2 separate regions of the Homo sapiens genome follow, and region 1 is linked to region 2. Evidence: read pairs that join two places in POLR2A ChIA-PET (ENCODE). Cell type or tissue: A673. All regions are shown on one strand. Each heading gives the region's core, and the rest is flanking DNA. Links, peaks and the distances in the headings are about the cores only.

Region 1 (4,023 bases), core at 1,456-3,955, 130 kb after region 2:
AAAAGACCACATATTGTATGATTCCATTTATATGAAATGTCCAGAACAGGCAAATCTAGAGAGACAGAAAGTTGAGTAGTGGTTTCCAGGGACTAGGAAGAGAGGGGAATGGGGAGTGACTGCTAATAGGGGCGGAGTGATGAAAATCTTCTAACCTTAGATTGTGGGGATAGTTGTGTAACAGCGAATATATTAAAAACCACTGAATGATACACACTAAATGGATGAAGTGTGGTATGTGAATTATATCTCCATAAGGATGTTAAAAGTAAGACCATCAGGACAGACACCTTAGGGGCAATAGGATGGAGATGGATCAGCAATAACTGATGAAGTGACACAGACTGGGCAGAGTGGTCTGATCTCTGCAGGGGCTCTCACTGCCCACATGCCTGACTCCTCCTCTCATGGACGATGAGCTTCTTCCTGAGTTTTGGGGGAAGGGCCCCCTCACATCCCAGGGCTGGGAGAAGAATGCGCAGTCTTAGACCTGCCCAGCTTTGGATATGTGAGTTGCTTATTTTCACTGACAACCATGGTCACTGTTCCCATTAGAGAACCTGAATGACAGATGTCTCTCTCTCTACACTCAGGACTCTCCTGACTCTGGAGCGATTGGTCCTCCCAGTGGAAGCTGACCCAGGCCATTTCTGCCTCGATCCAGCCTCAGGCCTCAAGTGTCCCCCAGGGATTTTCATGGAACGATAGTCCAGGACTGTCCCTTCACGGAGGAGCCACAGTGCAGCACCCTGGTTGGCCGGGCTCCTCTGGCCTGGAGAGGAGCTGCCTCTGCCTCAAGGACACTCCCCTCACCTGGGCCTCTCCTGGGTCTCGATCTGCCGGATGATGCTCTCCATCCAGGAGAGGAGGTCACGGGCCATGCTGAAGAAGCGGAATTTATCCGCCGTGTCCACTAGCTGGGTCCGGCGCCCGGCACAGGCATCGAGCAGCGCCTGCCACGCGGCAGACACCTCCTGCTCCTTGTTCTGGATGGCCTCTGCCTTCTCCCCAGCATATGCTGTCTGCAGACGGGTGGCCACGTCCTGGAACTGCTGCACCTGTGGTCAGGCAAAATCAGACATTGTTCCCTGGACATTGCTCCCTAGGTGCTGTGGGCCTAGGACTGGAAGGGCAGCTACCTCCTCCTGGCCTCCCTGCCCAGGGCACTGCTGGAAGGTAGGATCTTCAGCCTCCACCCAGTGGGTGCTGTAGGAGAAGACTCCTTGCTTTAACACCTCTGCCTACCCAAGATACCTCTTGAACTTTGTGAAGGTTTGGGAGTGAGAGGAAATCCTGCCCTTTGATCTCCTCAACAATACACTAATGAGAGGAACTACATATCAGGCACTGTTCTAAACACTTTCTACTGATGAACTCTCTTCGTCTTTCCAACAAACCCAGGAAGGAGGTACTATTACTATTGCTGTTTCTGAGATGGGGAAAACGAGGCACAAGGAAGCTAAGTAACTGGTCCAGGGTCCTTCACACTAGTAAAGGGGTACAGCTGGGATTTGCACCGTGCTCCTGAGTCCCCGTTCTTAACCATTCTGTGTGCTGCCTCTCCAAGGAAGTGGTTGCACCAGATCCCCTGATTGAGGCTGGCCCTGGGGACAGTGAAACCTCACTCCTAAGACCTCAGTGGGGCTACACCTATCTCAGGGGCCCTGGCATCCCCAAATGCAACAGCCACACACCAGGCCCTCCACTCCAGCTGGAGGACACTTCCCTAAGAGGTCCCCTTTTGGATGAACCAGGGGCCCAGCCAACCCTGGTGTTCTGTCCCCAAGCCCTGCAGGGCTGGCCTGGGATTGCGCAGCCAGCCTACCTCTCCCTGCTGCACTGGAAGCTGGGGGAGCCCTCAGCAACAGGGGCCCCCTTGCATTTGCCCTTTCTATCACACCAAGCTCTGGGGCACCCTACGGATCTGCGGAGGGCACTCCAGTGATGGGGCAGGGGTCTGAACAGTAGAACTTGGGGGCTCTCCAGCTCCCATGTGGAAAGGCTGAAGTGCCCGGTGGCTAAGTATGTGGGGTCTATAGCTAGACTGCCAGGGTCTGAGCCCTGGCTCCACTTCGTACCTACATGTTCCTGGGAAACTTATGGGTCTTCTACCTCTCCCTTTTCTCATCTACAAAGTGCAGGGAATATTAGTAGCTGCCTCAGAGGACTGCCATGAGGGTCCAGCGGCTACATACATTGCTCAGAAGAGCACCTGGTGCTAGAAAAGTGCTGTGCGTGTGTCCACTAATAGTACTGCACAACTGGAGAAACTGCAACCGTATAGTATTGTATGCATTGGCCTTTTGTGAGGATTCAGTTTAAAGAATGACTTCTGAAGCTAAGGAACATCTGAAAGCCACTGCTCCCAGCCCTGAGCTCCTGGCTGTCTAAGGAGGCAAAACCTCCTGGCACTTATCCTAGAGGTTTTCCTGCTGACAGCCAGGTGGGGACTGACACCCAGGGCTCCTGGAAATTGGTAGCAGGTGGGCGGCAGGGGGCTGAAGGTACCTGGACACCCAGCAGGTGGAGCTCCCGCTCGAAGGCTGTGTGCACCCGGTGGAAGGACTCGGCCGTGCTGGCGTCCAGCCCCACGTCCTCGGGCAGCTCGCGGTGCTTCTCGTCGATGAGGCCCAGGATCTCGGCACCCGTGTAGAAGTAGCGGTGCAGGTCATAGGAGGCGGCCAGCAGCTGCATGCGCGTGTCAATGAGCTCCAGGAGGTCTGCCCACATCTCGTTCAGCCCGTCCTTCCACTCGGCGATGGTGGCCGCCTCGCTGTGGCCCGCGTCGATGAGTCGCTCGATGAAGGCATTCACATTGTCCACCCGCTCCTGCCCAATCGCCCCGGTCTCCCGGGCAAAGTCCCGGAACTTGTCCCGCAGAAGCTAGGCATGGGGCAGACAGAAATGTGGTTATGGGGGGCACAGGGGTTACAGGTGTCACCAGCTTAGCCAAAGACTTTCCCAGGCAGCAACTGCAGCTCCGGGAGCTGCGCTGTCACACCTTCCCCAGGGCAGGCCTGCATCGGCTGGTCCCGCCTCACACTGGGGAGGTTACGTCCTATGCAGCACTCTGTGTGTCTTGAGTGACGGCTGGCTGCGTCTACCGCATTAGAGAAAGACAAAAACAGCAGGAGTTGTGGCTACTCACAGTCACGTGGTCAAAGTCTTGCCCCATTTCCGGGGAAGAGGCCACTAGCTCCTTTTCTGAAATCCACTGCTCCAGGTCGTCGGTCTCCCGCTTGAGCTGGAACAGGTGGTACATGTTCTCCAGCTTGCGCTTGCGCTCTTCCGCCACGTCCTTCAGCCCTGCGTAGTGCTTGTCCACTTGCCCCTGAAGTCTGATGATCTGTTCCCTGGAATTCAAAACCAAAAAGGCCCTCAGAGACGGCAGCCACGAACCCAGAGCCGTGGCTCCAGGGAGCCAACATATGCCAACCACAGCCCCCTGGCAGGGATAGGTAGGGAGTGAAGCTCTGGAGAAATGACAGGGGCTTTGCCGGGGAAGAGCTGGGGAGAGAAGGGGCCACACCCTAGCCTCAGGGGATGACACACTGTGTCCTGGAATTCTGTCCTGGAGGGGTGCTTCCCATGGTGCCCCTCACTCTGGCAAGCTTACAGGGACAAGTGCAAATGGGGAACGCCTCCATTGTTCTTCCAGAGAGGCTGGGGGAGCAGCACTACCTGAGTGGGGCTCCCGCAGCAACAGCTCTGCTCAGCCCTCCAGGGAGGGAAAAGACATACTAGGGGCCCAGACAATGTGGCTCCCAGGGAAACCTCTGGGGTGGCTGCTGAGGACCCACAGTGGTGGGCACCCTAATGGCAGCTGAGGACAGGGCCATGGCTGGGGGCAGTGTGTGGTCTGTGGCCCAGTGGGCTTCCATTTATGCAGGATCCACAAAACCTCGCAGCCCATGTGGGCACAGGTTTCCACCTGCACTCCTACATCATGGTTCTGTCTGGACTGTGAAGTCCTGGAGACCTTCTGGACCATAAAAATAAAAGCTAAAGTAGTCTTCAGTGTCC
Region 2 (9,669 bases), core at 2,789-5,288:
ACACAACCTCCGCCTCCCGGGTTCAAGTGATTCTCCTGCCTCAGCCTCCCGAGTAGCTGGGACTACAGGCGTGCACCACGATGTCTGGCTAATTTTTGTATTTTTAGTAGAGATGTGGTTTTGCTATGTTGGCCAGGCTGGTCTCGAACTCCTGACCTCATGATCTGCCTGCCTCAGCCTTCCAAAGTGCTGGGATTACAGGTGTGAGCCACTGTGCCTGGGCTTTTTTTTTCTTTTTTGAGACAGGCTCTCACTCTCTCACCCAGACTGGAGTGCAGTGGTGCGATCTTGGCTCACTGTAGCCTCAAACTCCTGGGCTCAGGGGATTCTCCTTCCTTGGCCTCCGAAATAGCTGAGACTACAGGCACACACCACCACACCTGGCTAATTTTTAATTTTTATTTTGTAGAGTTGGGATCTCTCTATGTTGCCCAGGCTGATCTCAAACTCCTGGGTTCAAGTGATCCTCCCACCTTGACCTCCCAAATTGCTAGGATTACAGGCATGAGTCACCATGCCTGCCTGACTTCATTTTTTAGAGCAGTTTTACATTCACAGTAAAATTGAGCAGAAGGTACATAGTGCACATATGCCTCCTCCCACGACGTGCAAAGCCTCCACCACCACCCACATCCCACACCAGAGTGGTACTTTTGTTATAATCAATGAACCTATCACACATCACTACCACCCAAAGTCCATTGTTTACATTTGGATTCACTCTTGCTGTTATACATTCTACGGGTTTTAGCAAATGTGTAATGACATGTGTCCACCATTATAGTATCATATGGAGTAGTTTCACTGCCCTAAAAATCCTCTGTGCTCTGCCTATTCATCCTTCTCCATCCCTTAGCTCCTGGCAACCACTGATCTTTTTATTGTCTCCATAGTTTTGCCTCTTTCAGAGTATCATGTAATTGGAGTCATACAGTATATAGCATTCTCAGATTGGCTTCTTTTGATTAGTAATATGCACTTAAGTTTCCTCCATGTCTTCATGGCTTGATAGATCATTTCTTCTTAGTGCTGAATCATATTCCATCAAATGGATGTACCACAGTTTATAAGAGTTTAACTTTTAATGCAATCTTTTTCAAATTAAAGTATTCTAAAGGACTCCTCAAGTTATAAATTGGCTGAACACTTGGTTTAAGTTCCTGGAGAGCTTTATAAAGCTTTATAACTCCTTGCAGCATAATGAGGTCACAGGGTAAACCCATGGATGTTCAAATCTCAACATAGAGTGTAGAAGCATCTTCTATGTTCACTGAAATTCCTTTCCGTTTCTTCCTAGGTACTCAGGTAGGCTCACTGTCCCAGCCTCCCTTGCATTTAGATGTAGCCAGTTCATTCTGGCTAATGAACTGTGAGTGGGAGTGGTCAAAATGGTTAAGAAATTAATGTGTCAAGATAACCAGACAGGTCAGTATAGAAAAGTCAATTGTATGTCTTTGGAAAGTGAAATTGCAAAAATAGTTCCCTTGTCAATAACATCAAAAAACACTAGCTAGGAATAAACAACAAAAGATATGTAAGACTTCTATACCAAAAACTACAAAAAAAGAGGCATATACTACTATGTCCATGGATTGAAAGAATATTATAAAGCTGTTAACTTCCCCAAATTTATTTATAGATTCAATTCAATTCCAATCAAAATCCCAGCAGACTTATATGTGTACATGTAAAAACTGATAAGCAAATTTTGAAATGCAAAGTGCTAAGCACAGCAAAGACAATCTTGAGGAAGAACAAAGATAGAAGATATAAAGCACTGATTTTTAAGCTACCATAACTAAAAGTGCATGATAGCAGAGAGAGCATAAACAAATAGACCAATATAATAAAATAGAGTCCCCAAATGGACCCACACATAAACAGTCACCTAATTTGCAACAAAGTTCCCACTGCAATGAAGTGGGAGGAAGAATGGTGTTATTCAACCAGGAAAAAACAAACCTTGATCTCTACATCATATCAAACGCAAAAATAAATTACAGATAAATCATAGACCTACATGTGAAAGGCAAAATAATAAAGCTTCTAAAAGATAACATAGAATATCTTCATGACCTTGAGGTAGACAAAGATTTCTTGAATGGTTCACAAAAAAATACTAACCATAAAAGAAAAGATTGACATTTCATAATTTTGTTAACGTTCAAAACTTCTGTTTATCAAGAATACCATGTAGAGAGTGAAAAGGAAAGCTCCAGAGTATGAGAGTATATCTGCAATACATATACTTGACAAAGAATTCATATCCAGAATATATAAATAACTTCTTCAAACCAATAAGAAAAGAACAGACTTCCCAATAGAAAAGTAGGCCAAAGCCTTGGACAGGAAATTCCCAAAACAGAATATCAAAATGGCTAATGAACCTATTAAAAGAGTCCTCAATAACATTAGTCATTAGGAAAATGCAAGTTAAAACCACAAGGAGACATCACTGCAGCCATACCAGCATAGCTAAATGAAAAAGAGACAATACCAAGTGTCAGCAAGGAGGTGGAGCAACTGGAAGTCTCATGCAATGCTGACGGGCATGTGGATTTGTCTAATCACTTTGGAAAACTATTTGCCAACATATACCAAATCTTTGCATATGTATGCCCTATGACCCAGGAATTCTACTTCTAGGTACATGCCCAACAGAAATGTACACGTACGTGCACCAAAAGACACATTCATAATAGCTTTATTGATAATAGCTTAAAACGGAAAACAACCTAATGCCCATTAGTAGTAGAATGAATGAATAAATCATGGTATGTTCATGCAATGGAATATTATACAGCAATGAAAGAGAATGAACTGTTGCTTCACGTCACAGTATGGATGAATCTCCCAAAGTGTTTTACGAAAGAAATGAGTGTACCTTCCTCATGCTGTCTTTTTTCATCTGCCAACTAAACGGCCAAGACTCCAAGGACCTAGAAAAGGATGGAGCCACAAAGTAGAGAGAGCTTGGGGGACCCTGAATGACTATGTGGGAGGCTTACCTGGCCAGGAACAGTCACCTTGTATTGTGACGAGTGAAAATAACTTTTATTGTGTTAATCGACTGAGAATTTGGATCATCTGTTACAGCAGCCAGCATTCATTCTCCTAGGTGGTAAATAGGGCAAAACACATTATGTGATAACAGATGGTACCATCAGAATGTGCTGGAGAAGCTCATGAGAAGAGAGCCTACCAGGAGCTGGCATGGACAGGAAAGGTCTCTTACCTTCAACAAGAGCTAGAACTCAGATGGAACGCTGAGCTTAGATAAGTGACTAGAGAGAGCAAGATCCTACTGTCAGAGGCATGCGAACGAGAACAACTCCATCTTGAATAGGGGCTGGGTAAAATAAGGCTGAAACCTACTAGGCTGCATTCCCAGAAGGTTAGGCATTCTAGTCACAGGATGAGATAGGAGGTCGGCACAAGACACAGGTCATGAAGACCTTGCTGATAAAACAGGTTGCAGTAAAGAAGCCGGCTAAATCTCACCAGAACCAAGATGGCCACGAGACTGGCCTCTGGTCATCCTCACTGCTACACTCCCACCAGCGCCATGATGGTTTACAAATGCCATGGCAATGACAGGAAGTTATCCTATATGGTCTAAAAAGGGAGGCGTGAATAATCCACCCCTTGTTTAGCATGTAATCAAGAAATAAACACAAAAAATGGGCAACCAGCAGCCCTCGGGGCTGCTCTGTCCATGAAGTAGCCATTCTTTTGTTCCTTTACTTTCCTAATAAACTTGCTTCACTTTACTCTATGGACTTGCCCTGAATTCTTTCTTGTGTGAGATCCAAGAACCCTCTCTTGGGGTCTGGATTGGGTCCCCTTTCCTGTACCACTGCCAGGCGGGGGCAGAGGCACATGCTAAGGACAGGTAGAGAGCACCCAGTTCCTGCACGGGGAAGACAGGGTAGGGCCAGCTTTTGCAGAGGCCCCGTCATGCCCTGAAGGATCTTGGAAAAGAAGGGTTAAAGGCTGTTCTTTCCTTAGTAGAGCTGCCACCCACAATTTGAAATGACATATGTGCTCCGCCTACGCATTCAGGGCAGTTTCATGGGAGATGTGCGTAATTCCTTTAACCTGACAACATGACCTAGTGTCTCCTCTTTATTTTATAATGATCTACTTTTAAGAGAATTTATGGAGTCTGATGAATAGCTTCACATTTTTTCCTTTGAACTCCCAGATGCTGACCATATTCCAAATTCCAGCTGAAGTTCCCAGCCCTTCACCAGAGCCGTCTGGTAAATTTCTAACACTCCCCAGGACATTCCTGTTTCCTGCTGAGAAAGAAGAAAACAACAGTGCTTCCCTGAGGGCGGTTTGCTTCAGCCCCCAGGACTGGAAACTCCATTTTAGGAAAAGTGTTTACAAGGGTATAAAACTCGGAGAGGAAATGGCCTGGGAGTCTCTTGGGAAACCATCTGCGACCCCATCCTAAGGGTTTGCTGCAGAATTCTGTGGCATTCCTCAGCAGTGGGGCTGCCTAGGACATTCACTCTGATTTTGAAAATACATTGAAGTGCAAGTGTGTGTGCCAGTGGGCATCTGAAACAGCCCTGAGAAAATGACAGGCAAAGGTAAAAGAAGTGGGGGAGATAAAGAGAGAAGGAGGGAGGTGAAAGGCCTTTTTCTGCAAAAAGATCTCTTCCATGCATTTGAATATTTTTTAGGTACGGAAATATTCAAACATACAAAAATAGAGAAGATAGTGAAATGAACTACCATGTATTAAGTCATCCGGCTTCAACAAATATCGACATTTTGTACATCTTTTTCACCTATCTGCCCCCTCCTTTTTTTTTGCGGTAGAGCTGGGATTGGTAAATGACAATCCCATGGGCCAAATCCAGCCTGCCTCCTGTTCTTGTAAACAAAGTTTTATTGCAACACGGCCATGCCATTCACTTATGTATTTTCCATAGCTGCTTTTGCAACACAACAGCAAGGCTGAGCAGTCATGATAGAGACCATATGGCCCTCAAAAGCTAAAATATTTGCTATCCGGTCCTTTACAGAAAAAATTTGCTGGCCCCTACACTAGAGTCATTGCTGGGACCATAGGTGTGCACCACCACACCTGGCTAATTTTTATTATTATTATTAGTAGTAGTAGTAGTAGTAGAGTCAGAGTCTTGCTATATTGCTGAGGCTGGTCTTCAATTCCTGGGCTCAAGCGATCCTCCCACCTCAGCCTCCCAAAGTGCCATGATTACAGGTGTGAGCCACTGCACTAGGCTTAGAGTCCTAAAGCAAATACTAGACATCATATTATTTCATCTGGCTTCAAGTTTCCATCTCTAGCAGGTAAGAACTTTATAACTACCATACCAATAATGAAATGACCATGCCTAACAAAATTAGTAATTCCATCACCTCATCTCATTTATAATCTGTGTTGCAAATTACCCTAATATCTTGTGTTTTTTTTTTTTTTAAATAGAAACAGGGTCTCGCTATGTTGCCCAGGTTAGTCTTGAACTCCTGGGCTGAAGTGGTCCTCTCGTCTCGGTCTCCCAAAGTGCTGGGATTACAGGCGTGAGCCACCACGCCCAGCGCCCCCCAATATCTTTAAAAATATCTTTTTACAGTTATTTTTTTTACATCCTGATCTAAATAAAGTTCTCACATTGCATTTGGTTGATATATCTCTTAAGTATTTCTTAATCCGTTGTCATTTCTCCCTTACCCCCTTGCCTTCTTTCAATTACATTTATGTGTTAAAGAAACCAGGTCGTTTGTCCTCTGCAATCCCCACATGCTGGATATGGCTGGTTGAATCCTCACTGCATCATTTATCTCGACCGCAGTGCTTTTTTTTTTTTTTTTTTTGGGATGGAGTCTTGCTCTGTCGCCCAGGCTGGAGTGTAGTGGTGCTATCTCCACTCACTGCAAGCTCTGCCTCCTGGGTTCACACCATTCTCCTGCCTCAGCCTCCCAAGTAGCTGGGACTACAGGCTCCTGCCAACACGCCCGGCAAATTTTTTTTGTATTTTTAGTAGAGACAGGGTTTTACTGTGTTAGCCAGGATGGTCTCGATCTCCTGACCTCGTGATCTGCTCGCCTCGGCCTCCCAAAGTGCTGGGATTACAGGTGTGAGCCACCGTGCCCGGCCAACTGCAGTGCATTTTTAAGTGTCTGGGCCACATGAGGTGAAGTGGGAAAGGCCCCATTGCCCTTTCCAAGGGAGATGGGTGGAAAGATGTAGAATGAGAAGTCAATCGAATCAGACTGAGCATTGCCCCTTCAGGATGTGGAGGAGAGTATCAATTATAGTGACTTCTAAGGCTCGTGTAATGTAAACTGGTCCAGAAAGAATAAAATGTTATTTAACCTAACAAATGTCAGAGCTTATGGTACACAAGGAGTGGGAATAAAATCATATTAACATGAGGAACATCAATAGAATGATACAGGTGAGACACATACCATCTAGAACACTACACTATTTATATAAATTACAAGTACAAACAAAAAACCTCTATCTACTTGACAAGGACCTGCAGCAAACCCCAGAGTGGGTGCCTTTGGAAGGAGGCAGGGTTGGGAGAGACGATTGATGAGGAAAGGAAAAGACCAAGCAGAAGAGGAGGTAGGCCGGGCATGGTGGCTTATGCCTGTAATCCCAGCACTTTGGGAGGCTGAGGCGAATGGATCACCTGAGGTCAGGAGTTCAAGACCAGCCTGGCCAACGTGGTGAAACCCTGGCTCTATTAAAGATACAAAAAATTAGGCGGGCATGGTGGTGCATGCCTGTAATCCCAGCACTTTGGAAGGCCAAGGCGGGCAGATCACCTGAGATCAGGAGTTTAACACTAGCCTGGCCAACACGGCAAAACCCCGTCTCTACTAAACAAAATACAAAAATTAGCTGGGCATGTTTGTGGGCACCTGTAATCTCAGTTACTCAGAAGGCTGAGGCAGGAGAATCGTTTGAACCTGGGAGGTGGAGGTTGCAGTGAGCCAAGATCCTGCCACTGCACTCCAGCCTGGGCGACAGAGTGAGACTCTGTCTCGAAAAAAAAAAAAAAAAAAAAAAAAAAAAAAAAAAAAAGAAGAGGAGGTAGCGATGACCCTTGATGGAAATTCCCTTGAACTGGAGAGAATGATTAACTCAACTCTGCACCAAACAAACAAGCCAACAAGCACTGAGACTGGTCAGTGCTTATCTTGGAATGGTTTGTCACGTTTTTGGGAAAAGCGGTGAACACATCTGTCGCTCCTCTGGCTGGTGAGAAGACTGAACTCCATAGTGATCCCCAACCATACAGTCACCTCGCACTGCAGCATCACAATGGCTCAGCACAGGGGCCTCCACTGGCAGAAGAAAGAATCCCACAAGAGACCTCCTGCTGTAGCCAAGGAGGGGCTAAGGAACCCTGGACCAGGGGATATGGAAAAGTCAGTTGCCTGGAAAGAGGAAAACTTGGAGTACAGAAGAGAAGTTAAAAGAGAAAGACAGAAAGCAGCCTACAGCCCCACCACCTTATTTTGAAGGCCCAGGATTGCAGTTCTTATGGGTTGAATTGTGTTTCTTCCACAGAGGATAGGCTGGAATCCTCACCACCAGCACTTCATGATGTGACCCTATCTGGAGACAGGGTCTTTTTGTATTGTTTGTTTTTGGAGATAGGGTTAAACAAGTTAAAATGAGATCATTAGTGTGAACTCTAATTGACTATGACTGGTGTCCTTCTAAGAAGGGGAAATTGGCCGGGTGTGGTGGCTCACACCTATAATCCCAGCACTTTGGGAGGCTGAGGTGGGCGGATCACTTGAGGTCAGGAGTTCAAGACCAGACTGACCAATATGGTCAAACTCTCTCTTTAGTAAAAATACAAAAATTAGCTGGGCATGGTGGTGGGCACCTGTAATCCCAGCTACTCAGGAGGCTGAGGCAGGAGAATCACTTGAACCCGGGAGGCAGAGGTTGCAGTGAGCCCAGATTGTGCCATTGCACTCCAGCCTGGGCGACAAGAGTGAAACTTTGTATCAAAAAAAAAAAAGGGTAGGGTGGTGGGGGAATTTGCACACAGACATGTCCACAGGAGAACACCACGTGCAGATGGGAGTGATGTTGCCACACACCAAGGAACTAGAGCCAAGGAAGAGAGGCTTGGAACAGATCCCTCCCGAGCACCTTCCGAGTGAGTGAGCATGGCCCCGCTGGGACCTTGAGTGTGGACTTCCTGTCTCTAGAACTGTGAGACAGTAAATGTCTGTTGTAAGCCACCCAGTTTGTGGTACTTTGTTATTGCAGCCCTGGGCAGCTTGTGCAGCAACTCTCTCCCCTTATGTTGCTTTTGAGGCGATGACAGCGTTGTGTAGTTGAAACTCCTGCTCCTCCCACGGCACCGGATCTTCGAAGAACCACCTGGCCATCCACAAAGGATGGCTGACATCACCTCAGCCCCCTGGGGAGGATAGCAAGGCAGGTTCACAGAGAAAACCCCGTCAGGCATCCTAAAGGGACACTGGTGAAATGTCACAGCCCCTGTGTCATCGGGGGTGGTGGCAGCACAGGACTGATAGTTTGCGGTCAGCAGAGAAGATGTCCCTGGTCAGGAAAGAGCAATTCTCTGCTCACCTCAAAGGGACAAGGGATGAGGTGGGAAGGGGGAGGCTGCCACACCTGCGTTACGTGAACTGATAACACCTGGGCTCCAGAGCGCCCCGACCTAAAATGACCACAGCTGATTGAGAAAGCTGAGGACTGGGCTGGAGATTATGCATCTGCGCATGCTTTTTTAGTTCATTCTGTGGGAGCAACTTTTGGAGAATTGGAACAGATCGGGGGCGAATCAGGGGAAGGCAACTCTGAGGGGAACGTTCAGGGGAATTTAGAAGAAGGATGATAATGTAGGTGCAGAAGTCATTGCAGCCCGCCCCTTGAACTCGTCTCAGGAAGGTGTGCACTGGACGAGTCAAACAAGGTGCTGCACTTGAGCCTGAGTCTGGGTGCAGCAAGCTCCGCAGAGGCAGCGACTGTATCCTTGAATGGCTGGGATTGCTGGGGCCACTGCTGCCTAAGCAGGTCTGGAAATGGGGGTACAGCAAAAAGCTGTTTTATTGGGGTGTGTGTGTGTTTTGAGACAGGATCTTGCTCTGTTGCCCAGGCTGGAGTGCAGTGCCATGATCATAGCTCACTGCAGCCTTGAACTCCTGGGCTCAGGTGATCCTCCTGCCTCAGCCTCCCAAGTAGCTGGGACTACAGTTGCACCACCACACCCAGCTAATTTTTTTATTTTTATTTTTATTTTTGTAGAGATAGGGGTCTCATTATGTTGCCCAGTCTGGTCTCCAACTCCTGGCCTCTGGTCTCCAACTCCTGGCCTCAAGCAATCCTCCCACCTTGGCCTCCGAAGTGTTGGAATTACAGGCATGAGCCACTGCTCCTAGCCTGAAAGCTGTTGTTTTTATCCACCAGCTTCTCCCCCTCCCTTGCTACCTACCCACATTTGAGGGTTAGTGCAGGCCTCCTTCCCTTGGGGAAGGTGATCCTGATGAGGCTGCCAATCACAGTTCCCTTTCTTCCCCCTCACTTCAGCCCAAGAGGCAGGCATGAGACCCAAGCCTAGCCAATCAGAGCTCTTTATTGGGAGTTACGTCTTCTAAAGCAAGAAGTCCTCTCCCTCCTTAGGATGGCCAAAC

The links. Peaks named below come from ENCODE experiments on the same cell type or tissue, not always from the same donor. Only the 100,000 strongest peaks of a DNase experiment are listed, where the experiment ranks them.
Region 1: POLR2A ChIA-PET joins it to region 2 with 6 read pairs; 4 of 35 experiments call an interaction of 5 or more read pairs at or near these places.

What each region holds. Positions count from the first base shown.
Region 1 is chr14:64,770,072-64,774,094 of GRCh38, forward strand. It overlaps SPTB (spectrin beta, erythrocytic), which reads right to left. Exons shown (of 36, transcript NM_001355436.2): 25 at 3,149-3,353; 26 at 2,509-2,883; 27 at 814-1,058. Among named protein-coding and RNA genes, the nearest start is that of MIR7855, 14 kb to the right of the region's middle. In A673, for the core only: no CTCF peak of the experiment used is centred there; no DNase peak of the experiment used is centred there.
Region 2 is chr14:64,641,398-64,651,066 of GRCh38, forward strand. No RefSeq gene overlaps it. Among named protein-coding and RNA genes, the nearest start is that of PLEKHG3, 58 kb to the right of the region's middle. In A673, for the core only: no CTCF peak of the experiment used is centred there; DNase peaks (open chromatin) are centred at 4,224 and 4,874; H3K27ac peaks cover 2,347 bases.